2 separate regions of the Mus musculus genome follow, and region 1 is linked to region 2. Evidence: chromatin contacts called from ENCODE Hi-C or POLR2A ChIA-PET data. All regions are on one chromosome and are shown on one strand. Each heading gives the region's core, a stretch centred on a gene start or an enhancer-like site at or near the end of the contact. The rest is flanking DNA. Distances are from core to core; before and after follow the strand shown.

Region 1 (7,529 bases), core at 2,229-4,728, 87 kb after region 2:
ACATTTTTTAAACCCTAAAAGCTCCAAAATCTAAAGCACTTCTCTCAGGTGTGATCACTTCATGCTAGACACCTAGAACAGCTGTCAATCAAGGCATACCCGGGATGTCCTGGCTAGCATAAACCACCGGAATAACTCCATGCCAGCTCTCACCTCTCTACGCTGTGTCTCTCTTCTACCACAGGGAGCATTCATCCAATGCTGTGGTGTGACCATCAGCAAAGCAACAAGATAGGCTGGACATACATTGCAGCCCAGCAGCGCTCTGCTCAAGCCAGCTCCCTGCCTCTGACTCTGGAAGGAAAGCAAGCCAGCAAGGGGGTGGGGGTGGGGGGATTCTCTAGTTTCTGTCTTCTTTCGCTTTTCTTTCACTTACTTATTTCAAAGTCAGCCCCCAAACCATCTCAGACAGGGGCAGAGGGATCACACAGCTAGCTCACATACGACCGTGTAGATGGAGGATGACAGTGCTTGAGGCTCATCGCCATCCATGGAGGGAGCATGGGGATTTTTGAGCACTATCAACTCTGGACTTGAGGATCGATCGATCATGGCCTCCTATAGAACCTCCTTTAGAACATCAATTGAAAACTGCTTTTACAGCTCTTACACATAGGTTGGACATAGGCACACTTAGAGTGGGCAGTAATGTATGTCTTATGTTGATCAAAAAGTACAAAGAGAGGATGAAGAGGTACAAAGGAATGTTTAATAGTTTCCAAGGCTACCCACCAGTGGCTTAGACAGCAGGGCGTCGTTGCTCTCTAGTTCTGCAAAGCGAGATGCCTGAAATCCAAGTGCTGACTCAGCTGATCCCCTCTTGAAGCTCTGGAGAGGATCTTTTCCTTGTCTCCCTCTCAGTCTCTGGTGCTTCCTGGCATTCTTTGGTTCGTACATGCATCATACCAACCTCTACCTCTGCCATCTCCACTACATTCTGTGTATTGTCACGGCCACTGAGTTGAGAGCCAGTGTCCACCTAGAGAGACCTCACAGGAACCAACCATAATGTCTGAATAGAGATCGGCCACATTGTGAGGTGACACATGGACATGAACTTCGGAAGGACACTGTTGGAGTGCCACACAGAGAAACCAGGAGGGAAGCATGGGGAAGGCAAACAGATGAGGAGAGCCATGCCTCCAAAAGAGGTCTCTATGAACTCTGTGCTCTGCAGGCCTGACCCAGACACCAAGGCATGAACAGAGTGCAGCGTGCGCTTAGGTTTCTTCCAGCCCCGAGGTCTTGGATTCCAAGTGGAAGGAAATCTCCCACCCACACGTTAAGAACCCAGTTCATCCAAATGCCACAGCAGGCTGTTTGCTATAAGTCGGTGAGGATGAGTGAGCTTGGCACAGTGGATCAGCGCTTACACAATCAGAGATACTAGGATAATCTTTCTTGGTCTATAAACTCACAAATGCTTCTGCATTTAACCATCTTCCTGGCGGCTCCACTTGAAACGTTCTTGGGGGCCTCTCTTTTCTCAGAGCACCCACCCCCAGCCAGACACACAGAACCATCTTAGAACCTAGAAGTCCAGGCAAGGGATGGCGTCTGTGTGATTATGAGAGGCAGTTCCCACCCCCCAGGCACACTTGTGAAGGGTGGGGAGAGCCAACTAAAATTAATGAACTTTTCCTGCCAAAAAGAGCTCGGCTCCCAATTCGGTCATGTGTTGCCAAATAGACAGTGTGAATGAAGTCAGCCTGCGAAGAAAATAAGAACATTCCAGAGGAGCAGGAGTTGGAGACACGCTGTCCCTGACTTCAGCACACTGATCTAAAGATATCCCCCACCCCAGCAGAAGCAGCCCAGACCTGTAGCTGATTCACCCATAGAATGTTTCTCTCCACAGCGCACTCAATATTTTGTAGCCTCTTGTTAATTCCCACCTCCCTTCTGTAAGCCCCTTTGTTACCTGGTCTCATCCTCTGGCTCCTCTGAGCTCAGAGGAGGCCCCTCTCTTTCTCTGACCCCAGCCATGGTCAGTGATAACAGGACCCACAATACCTACCTAAGTCTTAACTCCTCCACCCTTTACATCACAGTCTGTTTTCCCCTATACCATAATAAAAGAATCTGATGTCAACAGCCCCGTGGCACTCCTGGGTCCTTACCACTCTCAATGTACTTGGCAGAAGACTGTCAGCCCTGAACAACTTTCCCCAGGAAGCTGGCATGCTGAAGGGAGAGCCACAGGGCCTTAGCACCTGCCAAGACAGCCATGTGCAAGTGCCTGCCCCAGGGAGGACAATAGCCTGGCTCAGCTAGCGCAAACTATAATTGAAGCTGAATGCAATTAATTGTATAATTCTGAGTCATTTCAGATTAATTCTGCTAAAATTCAAATCCTAAAAGTAGGGCACGAGAAAAGAATCAGTTTCACAAAGAAATCAGACATAAATAAAGTCTACACCAGCCCTGGGTTTTTGCCCAACACTGAGAGCTAAGCACAATAACATTGGAGTTATCAATCAAAAATAAATTTAACCCAAATACAATGATATCACAACCCACAGTTTTAGATGCTAAAAAGCCTAAGCAGCCTTGTTATTTGGTCTAAGAAAAAAAAATGTTATGATATTTGGATGCCTGTGTCTGTCTACTCCCGGAGACTTTCATGTCATTCAGTCTGAAGTGGATAATGAGGACCACAAGAACAATCAAACCAGCTGTAGAAGCTGCAGTCAGAAAGATGGGCGTGGCCTGTGGGAGACCAGATGGCCGCACTTAAACCCTGGTTTCCACTCTCTCCTTGGGACCTCCTCGAGTTCCAGTTCCTGCTTCACCACGGAGCCTCCTGACTTCATGGGAGCCTTCTCTGTGGTGTCAGGCATGGATATGCCATGGCCCATGGCCATCTAGCCAGTAGGAAGTGAGCGGAGGTAGACTTCTGCATCCGGACTCAGGCCTCTGGGGTGTGGAGGGCTGTCAGCTTCCGCCTCCCAAATACTTCTGAACTTACAAAGACAGCAAACGCAATCAGGGAAACAGTGAGGGGCTCTGTGCACACAACATGGGGACTGGGTGAGTTCCTGTGTCTTTGGAGAAACACCCAAGGTTCCAACGGGGTTCAGAAAGCTGGGGTGGAACTCAGTGGTAGAGTCATGCCCTGATGCGTGAGGTCCTGGTTCTGTGGCTGACCTGGGAGTGGGGTTAAGGAGAGTTCGCTCTAGAACCATCTGTGGGCTTTTGGAATCTAATTTTACATTGAAGTGTGCAAAGCTCTGTTCTTAAAAGCATCTGTGCCATGAAAACAAGCAGAGCCCGTCTGCATCTTGTGACCAAACACTCCAAGAAGTTCTTGGAAATTGAAAGGTCTCAGGAGGAACCGGAAACCTCAACACCCATCAGGGCAGTTCCTTATTCCTGTCGCACACAGCTGCGCTGCCTGCTCCTCGACACTTCTTGTCAGCAGATGGGTTCCTGTGAGAACAGATGATCCTCTCTGTAAGTGCCCACACAGAGGACTCTGGAAACACCTGTGTTGAACCAGGACTCAGGGTCCCATTCCAGTCAGCTCTGGGGCCTGGGCCACTGTCAGACACCAAGTGGCTTGTGAGGGACAGATGGGGGCTCTCCTGAGGTCACTTAGTGTCCAGCTATACGAAAGCTGTGAGGACACAGACATTTCTCCAGACAAAATGAAGCCACTGGCAGTATTTTCCAATAAGCCCAATCCTCTAGGCTCCGTGGCTAGGAGGGTCACCCACTGCCTGTACTGATTCAGTCGGTTTAGAAACGTCTCTGTGACACAGGGGGGTCATAAACAACTTCATATAAATGAGAGACGTGCTCAGCAGAATGAGAGGCCTGCTGGAGGCTGCGAGGGAGGAAGCACTAATCTGATTTACTCCCCGGCGATGTCCCGTTTCCAATCCAATTTTCTGGACACTGAGATGGAGACAGGATCGAAATGGTATTTGCCAGGAGCAAGAAGAGAGATATTTCTGTCCCCTGGCCTTTGTCTTTATTAGAGATCAGCCCGGAGTGAGCCAAACTCTATAGGAAGCCCAGGGTTCATAACATGACTTTGTGTCAGAGACTTTGATTCATGGTCTTGGCTGGCAGGCAGGGCTGTGGGCAGAAGACGGGGACCCAAGCTCTTTCCCTGCTGGGCCCTGACATAGTGGGGATCGGTTGCCTGGGCACTTACAGGAAGGGTTCTCTGATGATCGAAGTGCAACCAACTCATCCATAATAGCTGTCCAGCCCTGGACACTGTGAGAATATGAACATTTAAGTTTTTCCTCCGAGTAGGCTAATTAGGGGAAAAAAAAATCAAAGCTACTAGCATTCTGTGAACTAACACAGTTTCAATCATGTGTGGCTTACATGCTATCAAAACAAAAGTCAAGGGACTGGACAGATGGCTCTGCTGTTCAAAGCACTTGCTGCTCCTGCGGAGGACTGGAGTTCAGTTCCAAGGACATCAGCTTCTATCAGAGTCTGTCATTAGCATTTCTGCTCACAGTCGAGGGGGAAAACAGAGCGCCCAGTAGGCATGGCTGAAGCATTTAAATGTCACTGGACCAATGCGTAGACTTTGCTTCCCTCGAAAGACAGATCACACGCTAAGTTGCCAAGTTTAATCTGTTTTCATCCACATACCATTTAGTTAATGATCAGGAAAATCAGAGAAAGGACAGCGACAAACTTGGGATACATTTGCCTCCTGGATCATCAAGAACTTATCGCCCCTCTCCTTCCTCATTAGTAACACACGGGTTGGGGGGTGGGGGAAGCTACAGAAGAGGCCAGGGAGTGAGTTTCACTTTCACCCAACCCCCAAAGCCTCACTCAGCAGGGGAGACACAGGAGGCAGTTTGAGGGAGCATCTTGTTCAGCTGTTGGTACAGCAGCGTCAGGAACAGGGTGATCTGGTCCCATCCACTCAGCATCTTCCTAAATTATCAAGCAAGATCTCCTTAAGGTCAACATAGAAGGAGGCAGGGGATGCTTACTGGGCAGGTTAGATGCCAGATACCAGCAGCTTGGACCTGCTGCTGCGCTTGTTGCTTTATACGCAAGCTGACGCATAGGCCACACTAAGCTCTCTGAGGATGAATTTCTGCCTGGGGAAAGGGGTCAGCACAGGGATGGGTGTGGAGTTCTGTTGAAAACAGCTCAATTTCTTTACATACTTTCTTAGAGCTCACACACTTTTTTTTTTTTTAAGTTTAGAGTTTTTCAAACATGGCATAACCTTCTATAATGTACTATGAAAACCACACAGTCTGTAGTAGTCCTAGCACTTGGGAGACTGAACCAGGAGGATCAAGGGTTTGAGGCTAGCCTGGACTACTTAGTCAACCCCAAGCCAGCCTGGACTACCTGAAGTGTTTTGTCACAAAACAAACAAAGGGGTACTGGGGAGATGCCTCGGCTGCCATCTGCAAGACATGGGAGGATCTGAGTTCACCCCAGATTCCATATGTGGAAGCGAGGCACAGCAATGCATGCCTGCAGTCTTAGTACTGAGGAAGCAGAGACAAGGGGATTCCCCTGGACCTCACTGGCCAGCCAGCCTAGCCTAACTGGTGCACACCAGGCCAGGGAGAGAACCTGTCTCCTAAGCCAAGGTGGGCAGCTCCTGGAGAATGACCCCTGAGGTCATCCTCTGATGTCTACATGCACACACTAGCGCACACGCACACACAGACACACATACATGCATGCATTTGCACTGTCCACACAAGAACATAGAGGGGCACACACAATGAAAGGAAAAACACATTTCACACATGCACATCTGACTGACAAAAATTTGGCCACATTGTTAGTTTGTTTGTTTTGTGTACGTGCATGGGGCTGGGACCATGCACACGCCATGGGCTACGCATCTGAGGTCAGAGCAGAACTTGAAAGAGCAGGTGTTCTCCTCCTGCCACATGGGTACCAGTGACCAAATTCAGGTTTATAAGCTTGACAATAGCTGGGCTATCTCACCAGCGCACAAGGTATTCTTTAAGATCTACATTTGTGCCTTCGAGCATCCTTGTCCAAGTGGACTGGGTGATGATGTCACGGCAGCTTCCCATCTTTCTCCCGTCGTCCTCCCAGTGCACATTTTGGGGATGGAAAAAATATTGCATGAATATCTCCTTAGGCTTTGTAAAGGGATCTAGGCTGTAGTTGGCTTTTTCATTTGTTTGTTTGATTCACTTTTTTTTCTTTGCTTGTTTAACTTGATTGTAAATAAGTCACATTAAGTCAAGATGCAGGGAAAGCCACAGTGAATTCTTTTGAAGCCACAGACATTTGCTGTAACCAGAGTACTCCATCTTTCCCCACTGCATCTCATCACTACATTTAAAGCTTTGTATAAACTGATCCTCAGAATAAAGGGTAGGCACAGATACAGGCAGGGTGTTTCTAAAGATCACCAGCATTTAGAGGCTGTTTTCTCCCAATTTTCCACCCTCGTTACATGGAGCGGTTTTGTGGCACGGTGCCTAACTGGGCCCAGGGAGCACCACGCAGCTGCAACGGCACACTCATTTCTACCAGGCATCTTGATTTTCAAAACCAACTTCAGCTTTTTTTCTGGCACCAAAGCTGCAAAATCCACCCCTCCCTTGACCTGGATCTCTCCCCACCCCCACCCCCCCACCCCAGTACCATATTCATGAGGACATATTGTAACATGACATAAATGCCTAATGATCCTTGTTAGCCTCAAGTTCAGAAGCACTAAACACACCCTGAGAGACTAGCAACTAAGCCAGAACGGGACTTCAGTTGCTCAGGAAGAGACACACAATGAAACACAGGGAGATTTCGGTCAGAAGACCCCGTGCGTCACAATCACTTTTCCCCACCGTCAGAGAACAGAGGGGAAAGGGTACCCCAAAGTCTGTCAGAAGCGAACAGTGCTTACAGGATTCTACAAGGTGCACACTGATGGAGATGACTGGGCCTGCTCATCTATCTGAGGCAAGGTTTGTATATTTAGTGGCAGAGTCTACACTTGGTCTAGGTCTCTGAGAGAATGTTTTTGCAGATCTCTGGAGTCAGCCAAAAAAAAAAAAAAAAAAAAAAAACAACAACAAAAAAACGGGACTCAAACATTCTTCCTTTACTCCTGATTCCTAAGTCAGAAGACATACTTAATCATAATGTAAACACTGTACCAAGAGGGCTGGGAAGACGGTTCAGTTAGTAAAGTGCTTGCCTTGCCGTACAGGCAAGAAGTTCCATCCTCAGAACTCATGTAAGAAGCCTGGCATGCTGTTTCGCATCTGTAATCCCAGCACTGGGAAGGCAGAAATGGGAGATCAGTGGAGCTCTATGACCAGGAAGCTTCACCAAGCTGGTGAGCTCCCAATTTAGTGACAGAATTATCATGCAGAATCCGGTAGAGAGACACTGAAGAGCATACCCCATGTTGACCTTTGCACAGGCACACACACACACATTTCAAAGCACACCACTGTGCGACCTTCTTCAGCATCGTATGGTCGCATGGATGCTATTCACACCAGGCATTGCTTGTGAAGCAATGAAGGAAGGGATGTTGGGGCAGG
Region 2 (7,580 bases), core at 575-3,074:
CAGCACTGGAAGACTAAGGCAGTTTGAATCCAGAGTAAGTCTCTGTCTCAAACACACACAACACACACAGATACACAGATACACAGACACACACACATACACACAGACACACACACATACACACACATATACACAGACACACACAACACACACATACACATACAGACACACAGACACACACACATACACACACATACACACAGACACACACAGACACACACAGACACACACAACACACACATACACATACAGACACACAGACATGCAACAGACACACACATGGCACACACATATACACAGACATGCAACAGACACACACATAGCACACACATACACACACACATATACACACACATACACACACACACACACACACACACACATCAGAAGTGGGCTAACCCAGCTTTAAGGGTCAAAAGTGACTCTGCCTGTTGACTTAAAGCAGTGCTGAACCCCCACCCTGTCAGTTCCACACTAGGACACAGAGGATGACAGTCTACATGCATTAAGATACCCTGTGTGTCTGCTGAGTTCTGTACTTCAATTCCTGTTCAGTTCCTAACCACACGGTCTCTCACTAATCTTGACTGAATTAAGATGAACATGAAGATGCTCTTCCCTGAGCATCTACCCTGCTCCCTCCCCACCAGATTGATCGTGTCAGTTTAATGTAACAGAATTAAAAAATCATGCAAAATGGTATGTTTTGTGAACAATAGTTCCTCTGAATCTCAGACAGTCATTTGTTCACCAAACCCCAGCAGGCTGCAGCTGAGTTGACATTAAAAGGAAAAATTCCAGGAAAAACCTGGGGAGGGGGAGAGAAGTAAGCAGAGAGGGAGGACACACAGACCTAATCAAGGCAACTGACCTGGGCCACCTGGTGATCTCTACTCCATTCAGGTCGGCACCCCCCACTGGTGAGGACTGAGACTGCAGCAGGGCTTGCCCAGCTAAATGACAAGCAAGGGCTTTGCAAAATTCAGAATAATGAATGAAAAATGTCCTAGGAGAGGCTGGTAACATCTCTAAGACTCCAGGTTATCTGAATGTGTAGAGTGGCCTTCAAATTTGGGAAGAAACACATCTCTGAATGAAGTGCCTGGCTTACAAACTTCTGTCTTCGTGCCTCATCTCCTTTGATCCACTCATCACATCAGCACTCAGAGACAGACTGCTATTGTTCCCAGCTAACAGGTAAGGCAATTGAGGCTCTGGGAGACTCAGTGGCTTGCAGCCAACTCAAGACCACAGAGTCCTGGTCCAGAGCCTTTCCTGTCTGACTGCTCTGCCTCCCAACTCAGCAAAGCTCACATGTAACCTACCCCTTCTCACTAACACGCTGGTGGCAGGCTTGAAAAACACTCTTGCTTTCCTAAGTGGACTAGGCTTTAGGATCCGTCAGGATTGGCCTCTGTTTTAATTCCTATTTTCCATTTTAAACCACATTCTTCCTTGCTTGTTTTCCTGATCTCTGAGCTCAGCGAAATCCTCCTGGACGGGGTTTTTGCAGCCCTGTCTGGATCATTTTAACTCTCCCTGGCACACAGAATGTCAAAACTTCTGCAGGTCAAGAGAGGGAAGGAGGGAGGGAGGGAGGAAGGGAGGGAGGGAGGGAGGAAGGGAGGGAGGGAGGGAGGGACAGAGAGAGAGAGAGAGAGAGAGAGAGAGAGATCATTCAATTCTGCCAAGTGCACTCAACAATTTCTAAGGCTTGATCCAATGTTGGTCTGGAGAAAGCATTGTTTCTGCAGAGAAGCCAACATCCCACACTAAGCCTTCAGCTCCAACCTGCACCCCGAATTGTTGGCACAGACACCCCAGCTTGCTCATCTGTATGCTCAAGGCTCCTGTGGGCTGCATGACAGCTCAGTGCTGATTAAAGAAAAGGTGCAAGTGACACTGGAAGATGCTATAAATAGAGAATTCCGAAATCTATCTGCCCTAGTGGCCAGGACTCATTAGATCTGAAACTGTTTGGCTTTTCACTGGAGAGACAGGAGCCCAATTACCACAGTGCACATACAAAGGAAATTATCTGGGCGACATTGAGATTCCACTTGTAAGCTGTTTACTTGAAATAGTCCTGGGGTTTTGATGGGCTTAATCCTTAAATACATTGATTCTGAAAGGATTTTTAAAACTTGGACCCTACAGGATTTAATGAAGACCTATGAAAGTATCACTCAAAACTCTCTGTAAACGTGGCAGGCTTCTCCCAAGCCCAGCTGTTCAGGCATGCTATGTGTCTTTGTATGAGCCTGTAACTCTCTGAGTCTGTTGTTGTTGTTGTTGTTGTTGTTCCAAGATAAGATGCTAGAGGGCTTCTATGGCTCAGCCTCTCTCTGACCATCTCTGAGTCACAGATTCCTCTACTCAGATCTCCCATGTCCCATGGCAGAAGCTGAGACAGATACAAGAATGTGAATCAACTGGAATGCGGCCCCCAAGCCTGGAGGACAGGCACTACACCTGTTTAAATGCCAAATATAGGGCACTGTCATGGAGAGACTCCCGCTCAGAGTTCTTGGGGCTTTCTCTTCTCACAATCCCTGCTGCACTGTGCCCCGAGTGGACCTATATGCCCAGCCTTCACTACATCAGCCTCAGACACTAATTACAGAGCAGGTTCATCCCAAGGGTTGCTGTGCTGAGCCACCCAGAAGCTGAGGTGACTACTCAGGACATGAGGCTGCTCCTTCCCACAGACCTTTCTGTTCTGCCATGCTTCATGTTTTACACTCAGTGTGGCCTCTGTCATCCGTGACTCAAGCGATAGCACGTGGCAACGGCTAGTCTCAGACCCTCATGCCCACTGGGTACTTTGTCCCCTCTTCTGACAACTGGCTCCCCTCTACCATTCAGTCTGAATAAATCGCTCAGCACTCATCAAACCCACTCACCACTCTCTGCTGCCCAGCTCACCTGTCTCAGCCTGCACCTTGCTCTCTTTGCCCACGATAGTCCTTTTCTCTGCATTACTCTCTGTTTCTGTCTAGACTGAGTCTATACATATCCTGAAGAGTCTCGGGGTAAAATTTCCATCCTAGCAAAGTCATCCCTCAAGATCTAAAAGAAGAGAGGCCCCTCTTTTCTCCCTATCTACCTGGGAATTTGCTTGTTTTGTTGTTATTTTTCCTACCTCACATCCAGAATTACTTTAGATAAAAATGTTTGTGTTGGGCTGTGGCTATAACTCAACTAATACCTAGCACGTGGAGCTCTGAGTTTGATCCCCAGCACTGTATAAAACTGGGTTTAGTGGCACTGTCCCCTGAGAGTATAATCCCAGCACTTTAGAGGTAGACACAGGAGGATCAGAAATTCAAGGTAATACTTGGCTACACAGCAAGTTTGAAGACAACATTGGATACATAAGACCCTGTCTGGGAAAAACAAAAGCCGTCATTTGGGTACGTGTTCACTATCAGTTTCTTCAACTAGAGCAACCTCCCAGGACGGAAAGACCACTAGTGTCCTGGTGCCTTCAGAGTGCTCTTTATATAGTTGTCTGTATATACCTGGTGCATGGATGAACCATTAGCCTTGTTCCCAGATCTATCAGTTTGGGGTTCTATCATGTTCTGTAAGGATTCCTGAATATGCAGCTGTTGTCATATTGGCAAGAGTTCTGATGTTCCTAAATATGGGTTTTATTTAGAGGCAGCAGATGCATCATGAGGCACCCCAGGTACCAGTAGCATCTGGACTGCTCAGGAATGATAGCCTGGCCCTGAGTGGCAGGCAGGTGATGGGATGTGATCTGATGCTCTATCTAGTGGTACCTCTACTACACCTGAGTCCAAGCACCCTCTCTGGTTGACGCTTTCTCTCAGGCCTGCAGAAAAACTGTCAAGGGGGAACTCACACTCATTAAAAAGAAAATCAAAATGAAACCAGAAAAAGATTTGTGTGTTTTCAAAGGATCGGCAGAAGAGCCATTATATCTTCTGAACAAACTGTCTACAGCTTCAACTACAAAAGAAGGAGTTATACTAAAACCCCAAAGGAAGTATTTGTGCTAAAATTGTTCTGAAAAGACTCCACCCCATATAGAACACAAACTGTATTTTGGTACCTGTTCCAAGAGAAAGCAATTGCATCAATGGAGATATTGAATACATCATTTGTAAGTCCTAATGAGTAACCTTTTCCCAGGAAAGTTAAGATTCACAGCATCCATTAGATGTCACCCCGCCCAGCCCCCCACCAGATTTAGCACCCATTCAAAGAGCACCGTGGGATGTGGGATCATGAGTGATCTAAGAACTGTCAGCAGCAAGCCTTCTATTGTAAGTAGAGTGCATGAATAAAACAGATTACTAACAATTTTAGAATCGTAATTTGTATCAAGATGTCTGTCTTGATGCAACTTGACGTCTCTGAATAATTCATTATGTCCTTCCCCAAATTCCTTTTAAAAAAAAAATCAGACGCTGTAGACAATTTTCAGTCCTTTAAGTGAAAAATAACCATGAAAGTTATCAAGTTAGATAGAGCTGAAAGGTCCCACCTACTGAAGACAGGACAAGAAGGCCACTATGGGTCTCCAGTCTTTGCCTCCAGGGGAATCAGAGCGTCACGAAATCCCCCAGTTCAAGGAGATTTTAAGAATCAAGTCAATTGCTCTGCAGTGCTGGCACATTTGTTTCTACACTGGCCCAAACTAGCTTGCCTGGGTTTTTTTGTTTTTTGTTTTTTGTTTTTTTTTTTTAATTATTTATTAAATTTTAACCCCACCCCCCACCACACCCTATCCCACCCCACCCCACCCCACCCCCGTCTTTAGACAGTAGGAACTGAGCCTTGAGCTTTTTTAAAGCATTCCAGTGTTCTACCACAGAGTTGCATCCCTGACTCCTGTTTGTTATTTATTTATTTATTTATTTATTTATTTATTTATTTATATATGGTAGCTCACTAATTATCTAGACTAGCCTTAAACTTACTATGTAATCCACGTGGCCTTGATTTTATAAGCCTGAGTCCCTGAGCTGGGATCACAGGCCTGAGCCTTCAAGCCCAGCTACAAATTGGATCCCTTCTTCTTTGACCTGGTCCCCCGTGAGTTTCCACTGAGAAGCACGACGTCGCTTGCTCTCTTGCACCCAAATGCCCTTCAAAGGTCCGCACACTGGCTTGCGGTTTCCAAGCTCTCTCCCCTCTCTGTTACGTGCTTCCTTTTCTTTTGCTCCGGGATTCAAATCTTTGAATAATCTTTTTTAATATCGTATGAACTAAAACGGGAATCGGAGAGATTTTTGCCACCTAGTGCTCATGAAGACTATTGTCTTGACCAGAAAGGGAAAAGACAAAAGAAAAAGAGAGATTATTCTCTGAGCCCTGGAGGGGAGGTTAACTCATCTGCATAAAACTCAAGGCTCTGAGTACAAGTGCATATTTTCATAGATGCTTTCTGGTGATAACAGCAAAAGCTTGAATTTTTCAAGTGCCCTTCGGTGAAGCATCTGACTGTGCCCAAAGTGGAAAGCGCCAGGTACTAAACAAACGTAATACCTATGGCTCTCTCTCAAGCGGGTAACGCTGGAACCAGGGTCATGGGCACTGGGGGGCGGGGCTCCCTGACTGCCTCACCAGTCACGGCCCAGCTGGCTGGGTGCCACCTCTACCACAGAACACCTTTCTTAGGAAATACTGGTCAGCAAAGGTTCATTTGGCAAAATAAATCCCAAGGCTCTGTACTTAGTGTCAGGATCAAATACAACAACAAAATCATAGTAGCATTCATCTCCAAGGTGTGACAGACAGAATTCTTTCTGACTCTTTGGGTTCTACACCCTTTTTTTTTTTTTTTTTTTTTTTTTTTTAAATCACACAGCATCTGGATGGGAAGCTCTTCGGTACAGTCAAAATCACCATGGAAACTGCTTGTCAACCATGGTAGCTCATAGCACATGTGCCAGAAATAATTTTTTTAAAACTCAAAAGACTTTTCATCCCTGGGTGGAGTAGTTTCCAGTAAACTAAGTTGTTCTTTTTTGGTTTGCTTTTTGAGGGAGAGAGATAGATTGAGAGAGAGAGAGACAGACAGACAGACAGACAGAGACAGAGAGACAGTGTTTGTGTGTATGTGTGTGTGTGTGTACACATAATCTGTGAGCATTCAACCACACTGACCATAGAGGAGGATGCACAAACATTTTCTTGGTTATAAGCAATCTGCCGGTGGAGAAAGTGCAAGGTCCTTGTAGGTGCGTGGGTGTGTCATGTCCCTATGTACCTACATCTGTACTTGAGGTGGGGATGGCAAGGGACCATAACAAAGGTAGTGCTGCTCCTCTGCGCACACTGAAGAACTCTCTTGTGTTTTCGCTGTTCTGACCTTCGCTTGACTGCAATGGAAAGTCCAAACGCTGAACAATTGGTACTGCAGCTGTCTCCAAGGGCCTATAATCAGGGACATTTTAAAGAAAGCCCCTGTTGGGGAATGTTGGACCCGAGTCAGATGAACGTCAAATACCACTGAGCGTCTTAGTCCTGGGAGCCCCGTTCCCATCTTGGCTGTGACTGTTTAAAAAAAGAAAAACATGAGCAGCACTCCGAGCCTATCAGAAAGGCACGTCTGTGGGTCTGTGAGACACTGAGAAATGCGTGGAACAAAGTGGCCCCAGGATTCTTTAGCACACAGAGGTCTTATAATCAGAGACATAAAGGGAGCTTCAGAGGTACTTTCCAAGTGGAGAAGGGTAGAAGTGGCTTCTACTTCATAAAACAGATTATGACTCTGGATTTCATAATCTCCTCTTCTTTTTGTTTAGGTTCAAAAAAAATTTTATCTATACTCTCCTTGGTAAGAAAGCACCCCACCCACCTATCCCAAGTGAGAAGAACTGAATATGAACAGCAACACGGGGGGGCAAATCAGCATTTCTTTCTTGTGTATTCATGTCTACACACACACACACACACACACACACACACACACACACACCAGCTAGTGGCTTATATTTTTGCCATACACTGCAAATACTATGCTGCAGTCACCATCAGAAGAGGTCCAAGTGGAACCCTCAGAATTGCTGGCTATCAATCTCTGGGCTATGTGATCCAACTCCCTTCATGGTGCAGATCAAAAGTGAGCAACCAGAACAGTCACCCCCATTGCCAACTACATCCTGTGGCCTGGAGAAGCATCAGCCTTCTCTAGCTGAGATGTCAATCTTTTGAGAGGAACCTGGACCTCCTGTGATTTTCATGACTCCAAGGCAGATAGAAGCAAAATGCTAGACTGTTTGAGACCCTGGCTGACTCCCATCCAGCTGTTACCAGCCATGGAAACAAGTTAGTATTTCCCTACTAGGCAGAAGATGATTTCCCACACATAGGGTAAAAGATTGACCCAAAGTGTCAGCTCCATTTATCCTAAAGTTGACAACTGTGAGTAGGTGAATCATGTCTCCAAGACTCGGTTCCTCCTCCTGTAAATGTAAGAGTAATCTCACACATCTGTGTCTCCACTGCACAGACTTCATGACTTGGACAACAGACATTTATTCTCTTACTGTTCAGGAGGCCCAAGACCCAAATCAGCACGCCCCACTATGCTAAAAGCATACACC

Evidence for each region. Hi-C counts contacts between places; a loop is a spot of excess contacts on that map. ChIA-PET counts read pairs that join two places held with the same protein, here RNA polymerase II (POLR2A).
Region 1: a loop to region 2 is called in a map of left cerebral cortex, with 2.4 times the contacts of the local background. The contact joins two enhancer-like sites. A Hi-C loop is called at or near these places in 2 of 37 maps with a recorded cell type or tissue (heart and left cerebral cortex). POLR2A ChIA-PET finds 5 or more read pairs at or near these places in 1 of 5 experiments (embryonic stem cell).

Annotation. Positions count from the first base shown.
Region 1 is chr11:108,219,988-108,227,516 of GRCm38, forward strand. All of the region lies in intron 2 of Prkca (protein kinase C, alpha), which reads right to left. Among named protein-coding and RNA genes, the nearest start is that of Gm11655, 51 kb to the left of the region's middle. Within about 2 kb of position 3,479, at least 3 of the 3 ENCODE cell types and tissues checked have a DNase peak (open chromatin) inside an H3K27ac peak, as active enhancers do; they include left cerebral cortex, where a contact is called at or near this core.
Region 2 is chr11:108,134,680-108,142,259 of GRCm38, forward strand. The region is part of intron 3 of Prkca (protein kinase C, alpha); the gene reads right to left. Among named protein-coding and RNA genes, the nearest start is that of Gm51922, 26 kb to the left of the region's middle. Within about 2 kb of position 1,825, at least 1 of the 3 ENCODE cell types and tissues checked has a DNase peak (open chromatin) inside an H3K27ac peak, as active enhancers do; it is left cerebral cortex, where a contact is called at or near this core.